2 separate regions of the Homo sapiens genome follow, and region 2 is linked to region 1. The links are chromatin loops, found by intact Hi-C in ENCODE. Cell type or tissue: heart left ventricle. All regions are shown on one strand. Links, peaks and the distances in the headings refer to the core of each region. The heading gives the core; the rest is flanking DNA.

Region 1 (8,024 bases), core at 2,267-6,266:
CCTATTGGCTTTACGTTTCCCTAGAGACTTCTTAAATGTGTCTAAGGCAAGCCATTCCTTGAGCTGTATTCCCCCGTTACCATACAGGAGCCCTATTGCTGTGTTGGTAAGGTGTTGGAAGAAGGGATGGGTTCTATAGACCTATGATTAGGTCTCAGGCTTTTAGTGAGTCTGTGCCTGAGTCCTGACCTTCACAAGCTCTTCTCAGCTTTGTTTTCTTTTTATTCCCCCCTTAGGTGACACAGAAAGGCTGGAGGGAGCCAGAATTGAGTATTTCCCTTCCCTCAGGTTAGTCAATCTCTGGTAAAACCCCAGTCAGTTAGGCCCTGGTAAAACAATTTCTCTTGAGGGCTGGCCTTGTTAAGGAGAATAGAATGTTCTGAGAATATTTCGAAATGGTTACTTTTCCCCTCTCCCTGCCAGAAGGACCGGGGATTCATCTCCAGTGTTGACCATGAGACTGTGGAGGGCTCCTGGAAGTAAAACCCACAAAAGTGTGGGGGCCAGCAAGACTGAACCCCTGTGGAGCCCTTAACTCTCAAATGTGCCCACACTGAGCCTCCAACAACTCAGATGAAGCAGTAAAAACCACTGGCAAAACTTATGACATCTCAACTCTTGAGTAGATGTTTTTATTATTTTTAAATTTCTTTTATTTATTATTGTTTAATAATAATAAATTATAATGTATTTATTATTTATAATTTATTATAAATAAATTGAATAGAGATGGGGTCTTGCTATGTTGACCAGGCTGGTCTCAAACTCCTGGCCTCAAGTGATCTTCCCAGCTCAGCCTCCCAAAGTGTTGGGATTACAGACGTGAGCCACCACGCCTGGCCTCTTGAGTAAATGTCTTTTTTTTTTTTTTTTGAGACAGAGTCTCCCTCTGTTGCCCACGCTGGAGTGCAGTGGCACAATCTCAGCTCACTGCAACTTCTGCCTCCTGGGTTCAAGCGATTCTCCTGCCTCAGTCTCCTGAGTAGCTGGGACTACAGGCGCAAGCGACCACGCCCAGCTAATTTTTGCATTTTTAGTAGAAACGGGGTTTCACCATGTTGACCAGGCTGGTCTCAAACTCCTGACCTAAAGTGATCTGCCTGCCTTGGCCTCCCAAAATGCTGGGATTACAGGTGTGAGCCACTATGCCTGGCCCATGTCTTTTTAATATTAATATTCTGTGTAATTAAATGGGAAAGACACAGAAAGCACTTTTCCACACCAAGGAATGATGGTACTTCTTGCAAGGAAAACCACTTGTGTATTGTTTTGGGCTATGAGCTGAACTAGCCACTTTTTCACAGAACACTATTTTTACTTGAAAGAAAGACTGACAAACTATAGTTATCCAGACTTGAGAACTTGGCAGGCATTTTTTCTCAAAAAAAAAAAAAAGAACAAAATGAGCCTGTCACTTCAAGGAAAGCGACCGACTGCATCTGTTGCTAACGATAAATTTTGAGCTTTCAAGCAAAAATTAGATTTTTGGAAAACTTATGTCCACCACCATGAACTTGATGGTTTCCCAATTTTTAAAAACCTTTATGGTTAAATCAGTGGTGCTATAAATAAATGTGGGTTTTTGATACTGTAGAATGAAATCTGTCAACATTTGTAAGACATGTATAATTCAGCAAACCAATATTTTCGAAATGACCATGAAAGATCAATAGGTTTTAACATGATAGAGCATGAGAAATACATTGATATGATTTCAGATTCCACTTTGCAGCTAATCTTTAAGAAACTATTATTTGCTAACTTTTGATTTAGTTTTTTTGATAAATCAAATTACTGAGGCTATTAAAATACTATTCTCTTTCACAACTGCCTATCTGTGTGAGGCTTGCATTTCTTTATATACTTTAACCAGACAACATGTTGCAACACATTGAAAGCAGAGGCAGATATGAGACTTGCAGCTGACTTCTATTAAGCCAGACATGAAAGAGATTTACAAAAATATAAAACAATGCCCCTCTTCTCATTAATTTTCTTGGTTTGGTAAAATATAGTTTTTTTCATTAAAAAGCATGTTATTTGTGTTAAAATATGATGGGTTTATGATTTTTAAATGAATTAATAAATACATATTTTCACATTTCTCAATTTTAATTTTGAACACTATAAATATCAATGGATATAATCCACGTCAAAAAAAGCTACTTGGGGACCTTAATAATTTTAACAGTATAAAACGATCCCAAAAGCAAAACTTTGAGAACAATTGCCCCAAGAAAAATATCTCCAGCTGGGCTCGGTGGCTCATGCCTGTAATCCCAGCACTTTGGGAGGCCGAGGTGGGCAGATCACGAGGTCAGAAGTTCGAGACCAGCCTGAGCAACATGGTGAAACCCCGTATCTACTAAATATACAAAACCTAGCTGGGCTTGGTGGTGCATGCCTGTAATCCCAGATACTCGGGAGGCTGAGGCAGGAGAATCGCTTGAACCTGGGAGGCAGAGGTCGCAGTGAGTCGAGATTGTGCCACTGCACTCCAGCCTGAGTGACAGAGCAAGACTCCGTCTCAAAAAAACCCCCAAAACTCCCCCACCCCCCAAGAGACACATATAAGACTATTCATTGCAACGATGTTTGTGATTACCCCCCAAATTAAATTACTTAATGTCTTTCAATAAGAGTATGGATGAATACTTTTTGATATAGTCACATAATAAAATATATTTTTAAAGTTAAAAAAATGAATGTGTTCGATTTACATGTATTGGCTGGGCGTGGTGGCTCACCCCTGTAATACCAGCATATTGGGTGGCCAAGGTGGGAGGATCACCTGAGGTGAGGAGTTCGAGACCAGCCTGGCCATCATGGCAAAACCTTGTCTCTACTAAAAATTCAAAAATTAGCCAGGCATGGTGGCATGAGCCTGTAGTCCGAGCTACTTGGGAGGCTGAGGCAGAAGAATTGCTCGAACCCAGGAGGTGGAGGTTGCAGTGAGCTGAGATCGCACCACTGCATTCCAGCCTGGGTAACAGAGCGTGACTCTGTCCCAAAAAAAAAATAAATTTTCAAAGATTTACATATATTAATGTGGCTGATTCTGAAACATGGTGAGGGAAATAAAAACACTTTGCAAAAAGAGAAGTACAAAATGATACCACTTACATTTCAAAAACAAAGAGAAGGATATCTTTGTTTATAGATACACCGGTATGTAGTAAGAACATAGGCCGGGCGCGGTGGCTCACGCCTGTAATCCTAGCACTTTGGGAGGCCAAGGTGGGTAGATCACAAGGTCAGGAGATCGAGACCATCCTGGCCAACATAGTAAAACCTCGTCTCTACTGAAAATACAAAAATTAGCTGGCCATGGTGGCGTGCACCTGTGGTCCCAACTACTTGGGAGGCTCAGGCAGGAGAATCACTTGAAACCGGGAGGTGGAGGTTGCAGTGAGCCAACATTACACCACTGCACTCCAGCCTGGCAACAGAGCGAGACTCTGTCTCAAAAAAAAAAAAAAAAAAAAAAAAAGAAGAAGAAGAATATAAACCCCTGGTTGTGGTTTACATAGAAAAATACCTACTAACTTCAGGATGGGAGTGGGGAGTGGAGCCAGGGGAAGAAGGGGTAGGTTTTAATGTATACCAAATTGTTTAGAAAAAGTTGTGAAGTAAATGTGTCACAAAGTTAATATTTATCGATCTGGGCCTTAGGTGTTGTTTCTGTTCATTTGAAATATTCCAGTATGAACATATGCTTATTTTTAAATGCCTCGGTGCATTTGCTCTCAGTTAGTAAAGAAAACTTCAACTGGCTGTTTCCCGATGGAATCCACTTTCTCCACCCAGGGCTGGACCACCAGCTGCCCCGCTTTTTGCCGGCTGCTTGCTGACCCTAATAGATGGCTTGGGATATTCGAAGGGTAATGTCTTTTCTGTCTGCAAAGCTCTTGATCCTGGGTTCTCAGTCATGGTTGCAAAGGAAATTCTCCCTCAGATTTCTTACAGAACTCCTGCAGCTGTCAGGCAGGGCAAGAAGCCAAAATACCCAGGGAACAACTTGAACAGGCATCAGCATAGTTCCCGCTCAGAGCAGGAGTCCCAACAGAGAGTATCCTGTTCCTGTTCCTTTTCCTTTTGAAGCCAGAGATCAAGCCTTTGATTTGTGTGGTGATGATTATCATGTAGCCTGCTGGGTGTACCGGGCTCTGGGAGTGGAGCTAAGAGGCACCTAATTCCCCCAGCGCTCCCCAGAGCCTCCTGAGCCCCAGCAGATAACTTCATAGTCAAGCTGAGATTGTCTTTTTGCCTTTAAATTCATACATGCAGCCCGGAGGCCACTCAGCTTCCCGGTATTTTCATTAAGAATCCCCTCAGCAGTCATTTTCATACTTCATAGCCTCTGATAAGGAGGAAAGAGCTTGCTATTCTGGCTTTGTTTCTGTTTGAAGAGTGCGTCCCCAAAGGAATTCTATGTGTCCCAGATTCAACACAGCTGTTAATTAGAGCTGAGAACACTTGGTTGACCCCTGTGTGGCTAATTGCTAGAACTGAGAAGCGTCTCTAAGGGCCTCCCATGATAACAACTGAAAATTGTATTGAGCCTCACCTAACGCTTCTGGATCCAGTTCAGGATGGAAAGCAATAGGCTCCCTGCGGTTCCTGGCACAGGAGAGACAGCTATGTGCTGAAGGAGCAGCATTAAGGATTCTCTTCAGTGATTAAAACACCCACATTTCACTTTGGATGTGCGACTTGAGGCAGTGCACTCGGAAGGGCTGATGGGAGAGCTCCGAACTGTGCAATGGCGCAGGCGTGGCCTACTTCGGAGGGCTTCAGCTACTCCCTTTATGTTATGGTCTGATGCCAGCACTGCCACCACCTCACCCCCAGTTCCGTGGGACGGAGTGTGAGACAACTCCTGTCGGGACCCTAGGCCAGCTTCTGAGGTGGGGCCTCAGGCAACCATTCTATCACCTAGCCCTTAAAATGAGAAAAACGCTTAAAAATCACCCAGCTCCCTGCCGGGCCCACAAGGGTGGCATCGCCTCCCTGCCCCGTTTGCTCTGCGGACAGGGAACAACAGTGGAAACAGCCAGAAACAGAAAGGTGGGCTGACAAGAGCTCGGTCTAGGTGGGAAAGGAGAGAAGATGAGGAAGAGAGGCCTCAAAATGAACTCTGGAAGTCAGAAACACTGTCAGAGGGACAGTGATCAGGGAGAAAAAAATGGGGACCATGACACAGAGAGAGGAGGAGGCATGAAGGATGGAAGAGGAATGGATGAGACCAGCCAAAGACAGTGATAAGAGAAGTGGCTCTTCCTCCTTTCTCCCCAGGTCCTGGGGAGAGAGAAAATAGCAGAGCTGATGGTGAGTGTTTTGGCCTTCTCAGCCAAGAGGCCCAGAGCATACCCCAGATAGTTTAGTGCTCTGGCCAACTCCACCCCCCAGGCCTGGCCTACAGGAGGTGACCTGGAGCCAGCAGTGTAAGGAGAGACTTGTGATCCCTTTTCCAGAGGAGGCTCAAACTATGGGTCCAATTCCAGGGAGTAACAGCAACAGAAAAGCAACCCAGAGTCAGCCTTGCCCAAGGCCAGGTTGGGGAAAGACCCAAAGGAAGCTGGAGGAAAAGGAATCAACTTCACGCTCTCATAGACCATAGACTGGCTGTCAAGGGTACCTTGCTCCAGGGACAGCTGGGAACCCCACAGATCTTGAGTCTCTAATTGAACCTTTCAGACCCTTTCTTCTAACAGACACTTCCTCACTAACAAACATACACAGAGGGCCCTGGGAGGGCTCAGCCTAGGTTGAGCAAGGATAGGGGAAAAACAGAGACAGCGAGCATGGCTGCTGTCTGCAGGCAATGGCTTGGAGAAAAAAAAACAAATACGGGCTGGGCATAGTGGCTCATGCCTGTAATCCCAGTGCTTTAGGAGGACTGCTTGAGCTCAGGAGTTTGAGACCAGTCTGGGCAACACAGCAAGATCCTGTCACGGTGGCATGCATCTGTAGTCCCAGCTACTCGGGAGGCTGAGGCAGGAGGATTGCTTGAGCCCAGGAGTTTGAGGCTACAGGAAGCTAGGATCATGCCACTGCACTCCAGCCTGGGTGACAGAGCAAGACTCTGTCTTTTAAATAAAACTTGAATACACAGGAAATCACAGTGTACAACACAGAAGAGCATCAAATGATTAGCTAAACTGTGTAGTGTAGGCTCAAAGTCTGTAGGGACTGGGAGGTGGGCCGATTAGGGCTGGAGTAGTCAGGGAGACTTCACCGAGGAGGTAGGACTTGAGCATCAGTGAAGACTTCCAGGGTCTTCAAAGTCAGAAGTGCTTTACTTGGGTAAAATGACACAGCTGATCTCACTTGACTGGAAGGCTCATGGTAGAGAATGATGAGAAGTCACGGTCCTTTATTGCCATAAAATGTACACGAAGCTGTATATTTTGAGACTTTTCATGTAAGTTTTCATAATTGCTCCTTACAAGCCTTCTAAGAAAAAATTTTTATTTTCAGAATTAGAAAACAGCTCAGATTTTATACCATCCCGGCTCCCCGTATTACATTTAATAAAATGAATCCCAAAGGTCAAGGGACTAACTCAAGGTTACACAGTTAACAAGAGCCAGGACCCTACGTCAGGTCTTATTATTCTACTCAAACAGACTTTCCAAAAGCTGGATAGATGCAGTTTTGTTTTCATTTATATGGAATTACTTTCTAAAATAGAGACCTACAAGAAAAAGAGTAATTTTATGTTTTTCCTTACAATAAGAGAAATATATAATCTTCATAGAAAGCTTAGAAAACGTAGATAAACCAAAAATTAAAATCATCCATAATCACCATAATCACAGCATCTAGTTCATAGGCTTTTTTTAATTAAAAAACAAAACAAAACAAAACAAAACAAAACAAAAAAACAAAAACAGAGATGGGGTTGTGCTATGTTGCCCAGGCTGGATTCAAACTCCTGGGCTGTGCTCAGCTTCCTGAGTAGTTGGGACTACAGGCGTACACCAGTGCACCCAGCTCTAGGCTTTTTGAAAATCATTAAAAGTTTATATTATTTTCAGTTGACCCTTACATACAAGTAGCTTTATCAGGAGCAAATGTCTCTGGTACCTTTAAGGAGAGGCATTTCAGGCAGGACAATGTGGTAGGAAGAACGTAAGATCTGGAAGCCAAAGATCTAGGATCAAGTTCTGTTTCAGTCATTACCAGCTGTTTGATCTTCCATAAATCAGGGAACTTCCTTGGGTTTCACTTCCTCATTTGCAAAATGCTGGGGGTCCAGTGATCCACTTAGATGTCTGTTCTGAGTCTGGACTTCAAAAATCAAACATTGTAAACTTGGAACAGTTAGGGCCAGGCACAGTGGCTCACGCCTATAATCCTAGCACTTTGGGAAGCCAAGGTGGGTGGATCACCTGAGGTCAGGAGTTCGAGACCAGCCTGGCCAACGTGGCGAAACCCTGTCTCTACTAAAAATACAACAATTAGCTAGACGCACGTCCTGTTGGCGCGTGCCTGTAATCCCACCTACTCAGGAGGCTGAGGCAGGAGAATTACTTGAACCCGGAAGGTGGAGGTTGTAGTGAGCTAATATTGCGCCATTGCATTGCAGCCTGGGCAACAAGAGCGAAACTCCATCTCAAAAAAAAAAAAAAAAGAAAGAAAGAAAGAAAAAGAAAAGAAAAGAAAAAACTTGGAACAGTTAATTAAAACAAAACAAAACAATATGTGATGTTTTTAAAGGAATGTAACAGCATGTTAAAATAGGGCTTTTCCTTTCTCAGAGTTTTGGCTGAGGCTTCAAAACTGAGAACAATAGGTTTCAGTCCCTCCTCCACATCCTAAGTGAGGTACAAGACTGTCCAGGCAGGACTTGCAAAGAGAGTGGCCTTGTGCCAGTTCTGCCATGGTTAGACCTTCACCCATCTCCAGGCTTCCTAAGAGAAGGGACAGAGAGGCTGCGTTCTGATATCAGTGGAAAAAGTTCTTGAGTGGAAGGCTGGTGGGTGGCAGTAGAGCAAAGCCAGGGGACCCAGAAGGAACAA
Region 2 (8,024 bases), core at 2,345-6,344, 120 kb before region 1:
TGTTGCTAGGAGAGGGGTAGAGGCAAAAGAACCTCTGCCAGGTGGTGGAGTACAGAGCAGGAAAAAGAGTTAGGCAACGAATCCTGCACCAATACCAAAGAAACTTCTACTACCGCTAGGGGAAAAGAAGGATATTCCTGTCCATGACCTACCACAAAACATGGAAGAAAGGGCAGGCCACAAGAAAGAGAAGGCAGGAATGCTGAGGCTGAGAGAGCCCAGTTGATGCCCAGGACAAATGGCCTGAATACAATTGAGTCTGAACCAGAACAAAAGAGAAGCCTGCTCTGCACCACAAGCATGGCACTGAATAACAAACAACAGGCTATCACTGGGAAAGGGGCAACAACATAAGGAGAAATATTGGTACTTCTATGCACAGATGTGCAAAGACTGTTGGAAGATGAGGATGGTACAGGAACACAGAGAAAAATCTTGTAGAGCGACATGCCATTCTCTAAACACAAGGGACCAGCAGCCAACTGCTGGAGAAATATGAAGCTTGTGGTGCACTGAGAGGGTAATGACGGTGACAAAACCCAAAATCAGCTCAACTCTTGATTACACTGATTCAGCCTCCAACACAAACAACCTGACAGAGGCAGCAGCAAAAGAGGATCACCTTAGTCTCGTCCTTTTAGCAGAGAGATGGAAACTTTAAAAAGTAAAATATGAAAGCTAAAAACAAAAAGAAAAAGATATCAGAGGTGAAAAATTATTTTTCTAACTGCACTACCCCAGTCTGATTCAACTTTTATGTAACAAAGTTGCGAGTTGTTTTTCAGTTGCCATGGACCCCCACGTTGAATGTCACATAACCTGAGCATGCCCAGATAAACCAAGCATGCAACCACAAGTGGAACCTAAGTGCTCAGACTAAGGAACAGGGACTGAATTAAGAAGCAGACAGCATACAGCAGGATTCAGGATCCAACGAGATCAAGCCCTGGCATTACCCCAAGACAGGATCCAATCAGATCACACCTCTAGGTATCACCTCATCGCAAGATCCAATTAGATCATGCTTCATTACTCTCTGACTATAAAACATGCCCCAGCTCAGGAGACAGATTTGAGCCACTCTCCTGTCTCCTAATTTGGTGGCCTTGCAATAAACTTTTCCCTCTACAAAAACCTGATGCTTCGGTGTTTCGCTTTTGATATTGTTTGACTGTGTCCCCACCCAAATCTCAACTTGAATTGTATCTCCCAGAATTCCCCCATGTTGTGGGAGGGACCCAGGGGGAAGTAATTGAATTATGGGGGCCAGTCTTTCCTGTGCTATTCTCGTGATAGTGAATAAGTCTCATGAGATCTGATGGGTTTTATCAGGGGTTTCCACTTTTGCTTCTTCCTTATTTTCTCTTGCCACCACCATTTCAGAAGTGCCTTTCACCTCCCGCCATGATTCTGGGGCCTCCCCAGCCATGTGGAACTGTAAGTCCAATTAAATCTCTTTTTCTTCCCAGTCTCGGGTATGTCTTTATCAGCAGCGTGAAAATGGACTAATACAGTTTTCCGTTGCACACAGGCAAACAAACTTAGTTAAGTTCAGCAGCACTTTGACTGGCTCAACAGTAGCCTGGACAGGGATGAAGAAAGAACAAGTGAACTTGCATACAGGTCAATAAAAATAATCCAGAATGAAACCAAAGTTAAAAAGAGTGGGGGAAAAATACAGTTTGGAGTATTCAAGAGCTGTGGAATTATATCAGAATGTCTATTACTCCCAGGAGAAGAAAAAAAAATAATGGAGACAAAAAATATGGAAGAGATCATGGCCAAGAATTTTCCCAAAATGAACCCAAGGGTTCATTTTGGGAAAATGAACCAGAGATCCAAAAAATTCCAAGGAACCCTTCATAATAAACACCAAAAGCACACACACCAAACATACATGGATATATCATAGTCAAACTGCTGAAAATGAAGATAAAAATCGCAAAGTTAGAGAGAGAAAAAAATATCACAAAGAACAAAGATTAAAATTACAGAAGACTTCTTATCAGGAAAGTATGCAAGCCAAAAGAGAATAGAGTATATACCTTTCAAGGATTGAAAGAAAAAAAAGCTGAACATAGAATTCAGTTCTATGTATAGAATTCAATAACCAGCAAAAATACTTTTCGACAATAAAGGGCTTTTTTTGAACTAATAATACCTGAGATAATTCACTCCCTGCAGACACAAAATATATTAAAGGCAGTTCTTCAGGCAGAAGTATAGTACCAGGTAAAAATCTGGATCTACCAAAAAAGGGGGAAGGGAGGGGAGAAGGAGGAAGAAGAAGAAGAGGAAGAAGAGGAGGAGGAGCAGGAGGAGGAGGGGGAGGGGGTAGCAAAGACGAAGAGCATTGGAAGATAAATATAAAAGACTACTTTTTCTTACTTTGTTCACCGTAGATTATTCACCAACTAAAGCAAAAATTAATAAGACTGCATTGTAGGGTTAGTAACATATAGAAGTAAAATGTGTAACAACATGGCATAAAAAGGGGAGATACAAAATTGAAGTACAGTGCTGTAAAGTTATTATATGACATATAAAGTGGCATAATATTATTTAAAGGAAGAATGTGATAAGTTAAAGATATATCTTTTAAACTCTAGAGTAGCAGTTCTCAACCAAGGGCAATTCCCGCCCCAACCCACCGTTGCTACCCCCATGAAAACATTTAGCAAAGTCTGAAGGCATTTTTGGTTGTCACAATTGGGAATGGGGCGTGGCTGCTACTCTCATCTAGTAGGCAGACACCAAGGATGCTGCTAAAAATCCTACAATACATACAGGATAGCCACCCCCCCCAACCCAACAACAACAATGAATTATCTGGCCCAAAATATCAATAGTATCAAGGTTTAGGAACAATGGCCTAGAGCAAGCACTAGGTAAATAAGTAGCTAAGAGTAGAGATAAAGTGGAATCATGGAAAATGATTAATTCAATACAAGGCAAGAAAAGAAGAAAAAATTTCTGGTTCTAGGTCTTTGGGGAATCGCCACACTGTCTTCCACAATGGTTGAACTAATGCACATTCTGACCAACAGCATAAAAGTGTTCCTATTAATCCACAGTCTCACCACCATCTGTTGTTTCTTGACTTTTTAATAATAGCCATCCTGACTGGCATGAGATGGTATCTCACTGTGATTTTGATTTGCATTTCTCTAATGACCAGTGATGTTGAGCTTTTTTCCATACGTTTGTTGGCCACATAAATGTCTTCTTTTGAGAAGTGTCTGTTCATGTCCTTTGCCCACTTTTTAATGGGGTTGCCTTTTTCTTATAAATTTGACCCAGCAATGCCATTACTTGGGATATACCCAAAGGAATATAAATCATTCTACCATAAACATGCAAGCGTATGTTCACTGTAGCATTATTCACAATAGCAAAGATGTGGAATCATCCCAAATGCCCATCAATGATAGACTAAACAAAATGTGGTACATATACACCATGGAATACTATGCAGCCATGAAACAGAATGAGATCATGTCTTTTGCAGGTACATGGATGGCGCTGGAAGCCATTATCCTCAGCAACTAACGCAAGAACAGAAAACCAAACACCGCATGTTCTCACTTGTAATTGGGATCTGAACATATGAGAACACATGGACATAGGGAGGGGAATACACACTGGAGCCTGTCAGGGGGGCGGGGGAAGAGAGAGTATCAGAATAAATAGCTAATGCATGTTGGGCTTAACACCTAGGTGATGGGTTGATAGGTGCAGCAAACCACCATGGAACATGTTTACCTGTGTAACAAACCTGCAGATCTGGCACGTGTATCCTGGAACTGAAAATAAAATAAAGAGGAAAAAATAAACAAAAAAGGCCCAAAATTCAGAAGACTAGCAAGATGGTACATTTAAATCCAAACATCAATAACTAAGTAGAAATAATCTAAGCTTACTAATTAAAAGAATAAATTATGAGATCAAATGTTTAAAACAAGATCCAACTACATCCTATCTACAAGGTACCCACTTTAAATACGAAGAGAAAAGTTAAGTAAAAAGGATAGAATAGAAAGGAAAGACAGAACTGATACAATATCGACAAAACAAACCTCAGAACAAGAAATATTTCCAGTAATAAAGTGGAACACTATGTAATTACAAAGAATCAATTCATTAAGAAGACATAGCAATCCTAAATGTGTTACTATCTAACAATACAACTTCAAATTAAATGAAACAAAAACTGATAGGACTGTAAAGAGAAATAGGCAAATCCACAATTACAGTTATCGATATGAATACTCCTGTTATTAATCAATAGAACAAGAAGACAGAAAATAACTAAGATACAGAAGACCTGAAAACATTACCAACTAACTTGATCAAACTGGACATTTACAGAACACTCTACACGAGCAAAAACTATGTTCTTTTCAGGAGCACATGGAATATTCACCAACATGGACCGTATTCTGGCCCGTAAAACAAACTTTAAGATATTTAAAATACTTAAAATCAAATAATGTATTTTTTCTGGCCAAAATGGAATTAAATTAAAATTAATAACTCAAAGATAGATTAAGAATACCAAAGAGTTGGAAATTAAACAACATGTTTCTAAAATACTCCATGGGTTAAACAAAAAAGTAAGGAAAATTAGAAAATACTTTTAATTGAGTGAAAATTAAAAGAGAAAATATCAACGTTTGTGGGGAGGGCCTTTTCCTCTCGGAAGTCCCCTCTCTCTCACTAGAGAGAGAGCTGTTTTCCTTTCTTTTTCTTTCTCTTTCTCTTGCCTATTAAACCTCCGCTCCTAAACTCCTCGTGTGTGTCTGTGTCCTAAATTTTCCTGGTGTGAGATGACAAACTCCGGGTATTTACCCCAGACAACGTAGACGCTTCATATTGGGAACCTCGTCTGGGATACCAAGGTACAACATTCATCAAAACGGTAAGTAGAGAAGCGGACTCCAATCCTGTCCTTTCATTTTGGGGCTCTCAGCCTCCATTTTAGAGCCAAATCAAATCAGTAACAGGCATCCGTCAGCCAATTAAAAACACAGCATGGTTGCCATTCTTAAAGACTCGGATGTGTGACTTACTAGGGAGAACATCGAGAATCCCCCAGCACCAACATGTTGCTGGCTATGTTGGCCATGTTTGAACCAGCTTCCTTTCACGGAGGATTCAGCTGTCGTGTGAGGCTGGAAGAGGTTCTGGAGCAGGATTTCTGGCTGGGGCTACCCCCTGGTATTAGTCAAAGGTTTCTGGACTGACCTCAGCATCCAACTGCCCAAAGGGGTGTTAGCAAAAGGATCTCCAACTTTTCTATCGTAATTTCCTCCTTTCCTATCCACGATTGCCGTATCTCCTGTCCTCTTTTCCTCTCCGAAGTCCCCTCTCTCTCATTAGAGAGAGAGCTGTTTTCCTTTCTCTTTCTCTTGCCTATTAAACCTCTGCTCCTGAAAAAACAAAAAACACAACAAAAAACAAAAACAAACAAACAAAAAATCAGGGATACTACTAAAGTAGTTTTTAGAAACTTACAGCATGAAATGCTTACATTACAAAACAAGTAAGGTCTTGAATCAATAATTTAAGCCTCCACCTTAAGGAGGTAGAAAAAGGAGTAAATTAAATACAAAGCAATTTGAAGAAAAAAAATTGAAAACAAAACATAGAGGTATCTATGAAACACAAATCTAATTCTTTGAAAAGTTCAATGAAACTAAATAAATTTCTAACCAGAGTGATCAAAAAAAGAGAGAAGCCACAAATTACCTACATTGGTAATGAAAAGGAGACATCACTAGAGATTTTATAGCTATTAAAGGGATAATTAGGGAATATTCTGAACAATTTTATGGCAATAAACTCCACAACTTAGATAAAACGTACCAATTCCTTAACTCATAATTTAAAACCTTCTCAAGAAAACACTTCCATGACAAAGGCTCCCTTGGTGAATTCTACTAAACATTTAATGAAGAAATCATACCAATATTACAAAAACTCTTCCAGAAACAAGAAGAAAACGTTTCTCAATTCATTTTATGAGAATATAGTATTGACCCTAATACAAAAATCAGACCAAAACAAACTACAAGAAAACTACAGACCATCATACTTTGATGAACATAGATGGAAAATATCTTAACCAAATGAATCTAGCCAATATACTGAAAGAAATATATATCCTAGCCAAATGCCATTTATCCCAAGAATGCAATGTTGGTTCAACATATGAAAGAAAATCCATCAATGTAATACGCCACATTAACAGACTGAAAAATAAATGATCATCTTAATTAATGGGGAAAAAAACGGCATTTGTGCTGGGCAAAGTGGCTCACGCCTGTAATCCCTGCACTTTGGGAGGCCGAGTGGGCAGATCACTTGAGGTCAGCAGTTTGGGACCAGCCTGGCCAACAAGGTGAAACCCCGTCTCTACTAAAAATACAAAAATTAGCTGGGTGTAGTGGCGCACACCTGTAATCCCAGCTACTCGGGAGGCTGAGGCAGGAGAATCACTTGAACTTGGGAGGTGGAGGCTGCAGTAAGCCAAGATCGCCCACTGCACTCCAGCCTGGGCGACAGAGTGAGACCCTGCCTCAAAAAAAAAAAAAGAAGGCATTTGAAAAACTTCCACATCATTCATGATTCAAAACTCTCAGAAAACTAGAAACAGAAGAGAACATCCTCAACCTACGTATCTATAACAAATCTATAGCTAACATTATACATAATCACAAAAGATTAAACGTTGTCTCCTAAGATGACGAACGAGACATGAACGTCTGCTCTCACCACTCCTATTCAACAATGTACTGTATTGTATTACACTGTCAGTACAGTGATGCAAGAAGGAATAAAAGCCAGAAGATGGATTTTAAAAGGGGAAACAAAACTGTTTTTTTCCACAAATGACAAGACTGTCTATATAGAAAATCCCAAAGGATTAATCTACTGAATTTATCTAATAAATTTCTACTATTAAAACTACTAAATGAATTAAGCAAAATTGCAGAAGACAAGGTCAACACACAAAATTACATTGTACTTCTAGTGGTAGTAACGAATAATTAGAAATAAGTTCACAAAATAGTAGCAATTGTATAAACATTAAAAAGAGATAGAATATAACAAAATAAATGCAAGATTTTTGTGCTCAAAAATATAAAGCACAGGCCGGGAGCGGTGGGTCACGCCTTTAATCCCAGCACTTTGGGAGGCCAAGGCAGGCAGATGACGAGGTCAGGAGATCAAGGCCATCCTGGCTAACATAGTGAAACCCCGTCTCTACTAAAAATACAAAAAATTAGCTGGGTGTGGTGGCACATGCCTGTAGTCCCAGCTACTCGGGAGCTGAGGCAGGAGAATTGCTTGAACCTAGGAGGCAGACGTTGCAGTGAACTGAGATCATGCCATTGCACTCCAGCCTGGACAACAGAGCGAGACTCCATCTCAAAAAAAAAAAAAAAAAAAAAAAAAAAAAAATATATATATATATATATATATATATATATATAATATATATGAAGCACAGTGAGAAATCAAAGACCTCAATAATTGGTGATACATTATTTTCAAATATCAGATCAATCAATATTGTTAAGATGTCAATTTTCCCCCAAATTAATGTAAATCCAATTAAAATCCCAGCAGGCTTTTTAAAAAAACTGACAAGCTGATTCTAAAATTTTATGAAAATGCAAAGAAACCAGAATAGTCAAAACACTTTTCAAAAAGAAGAACAAAGTTGGAAGACTTAGATTCACTGATTTCAAGACTTTCCATAAAGCTACAGCAATTAAGACATTGTGATTCTGCCATAAGGATAAACACAAAGATAATGGAATAGAAGGGATAGTCCAGAAATAAATCTACATATTATGGTCAACTGATTTCAAACAAAAGTACCAGGGTAACTCAATAGAAAGAGAACTGTCTTGCAACAAATGGTGCAGGAACAATTGGCAGTCCATATGCCAAAACAAAAACAAAAACAAAAACAAAAGCCTCAACCCACACCTCATGTCTTACACAAAAATTAATAG

What was found. Peaks named below come from ENCODE experiments on the same cell type or tissue, not always from the same donor. Only the 100,000 strongest peaks of a DNase experiment are listed, where the experiment ranks them.
Region 2: a loop joins it to region 1, with 2.2 times the contacts of the local background. A loop is called at or near these places in 7 of 110 quality-filtered maps.

What each region holds. Positions count from the first base shown.
Region 1 is chr2:24,432,131-24,440,154 of GRCh38, reverse strand. The region is part of intron 2 of LOC105374329 (a long non-coding RNA gene); the gene reads right to left. Among named protein-coding and RNA genes, the nearest start is that of NCOA1, 55 kb to the left of the region's middle. In heart left ventricle, for the core only: no CTCF peak of the experiment used is centred there; DNase peaks (open chromatin) are centred at 3,973, 4,774 and 5,396; H3K4me3 peaks cover 779 bases; H3K27ac peaks cover 1,908 bases.
Region 2 is chr2:24,551,794-24,559,817 of GRCh38, reverse strand. All of the region lies in intron 1 of NCOA1 (nuclear receptor coactivator 1), which reads right to left. Among named protein-coding and RNA genes, the nearest start is that of NCOA1, 65 kb to the right of the region's middle. In heart left ventricle, for the core only: no CTCF peak of the experiment used is centred there; no DNase peak of the experiment used is centred there.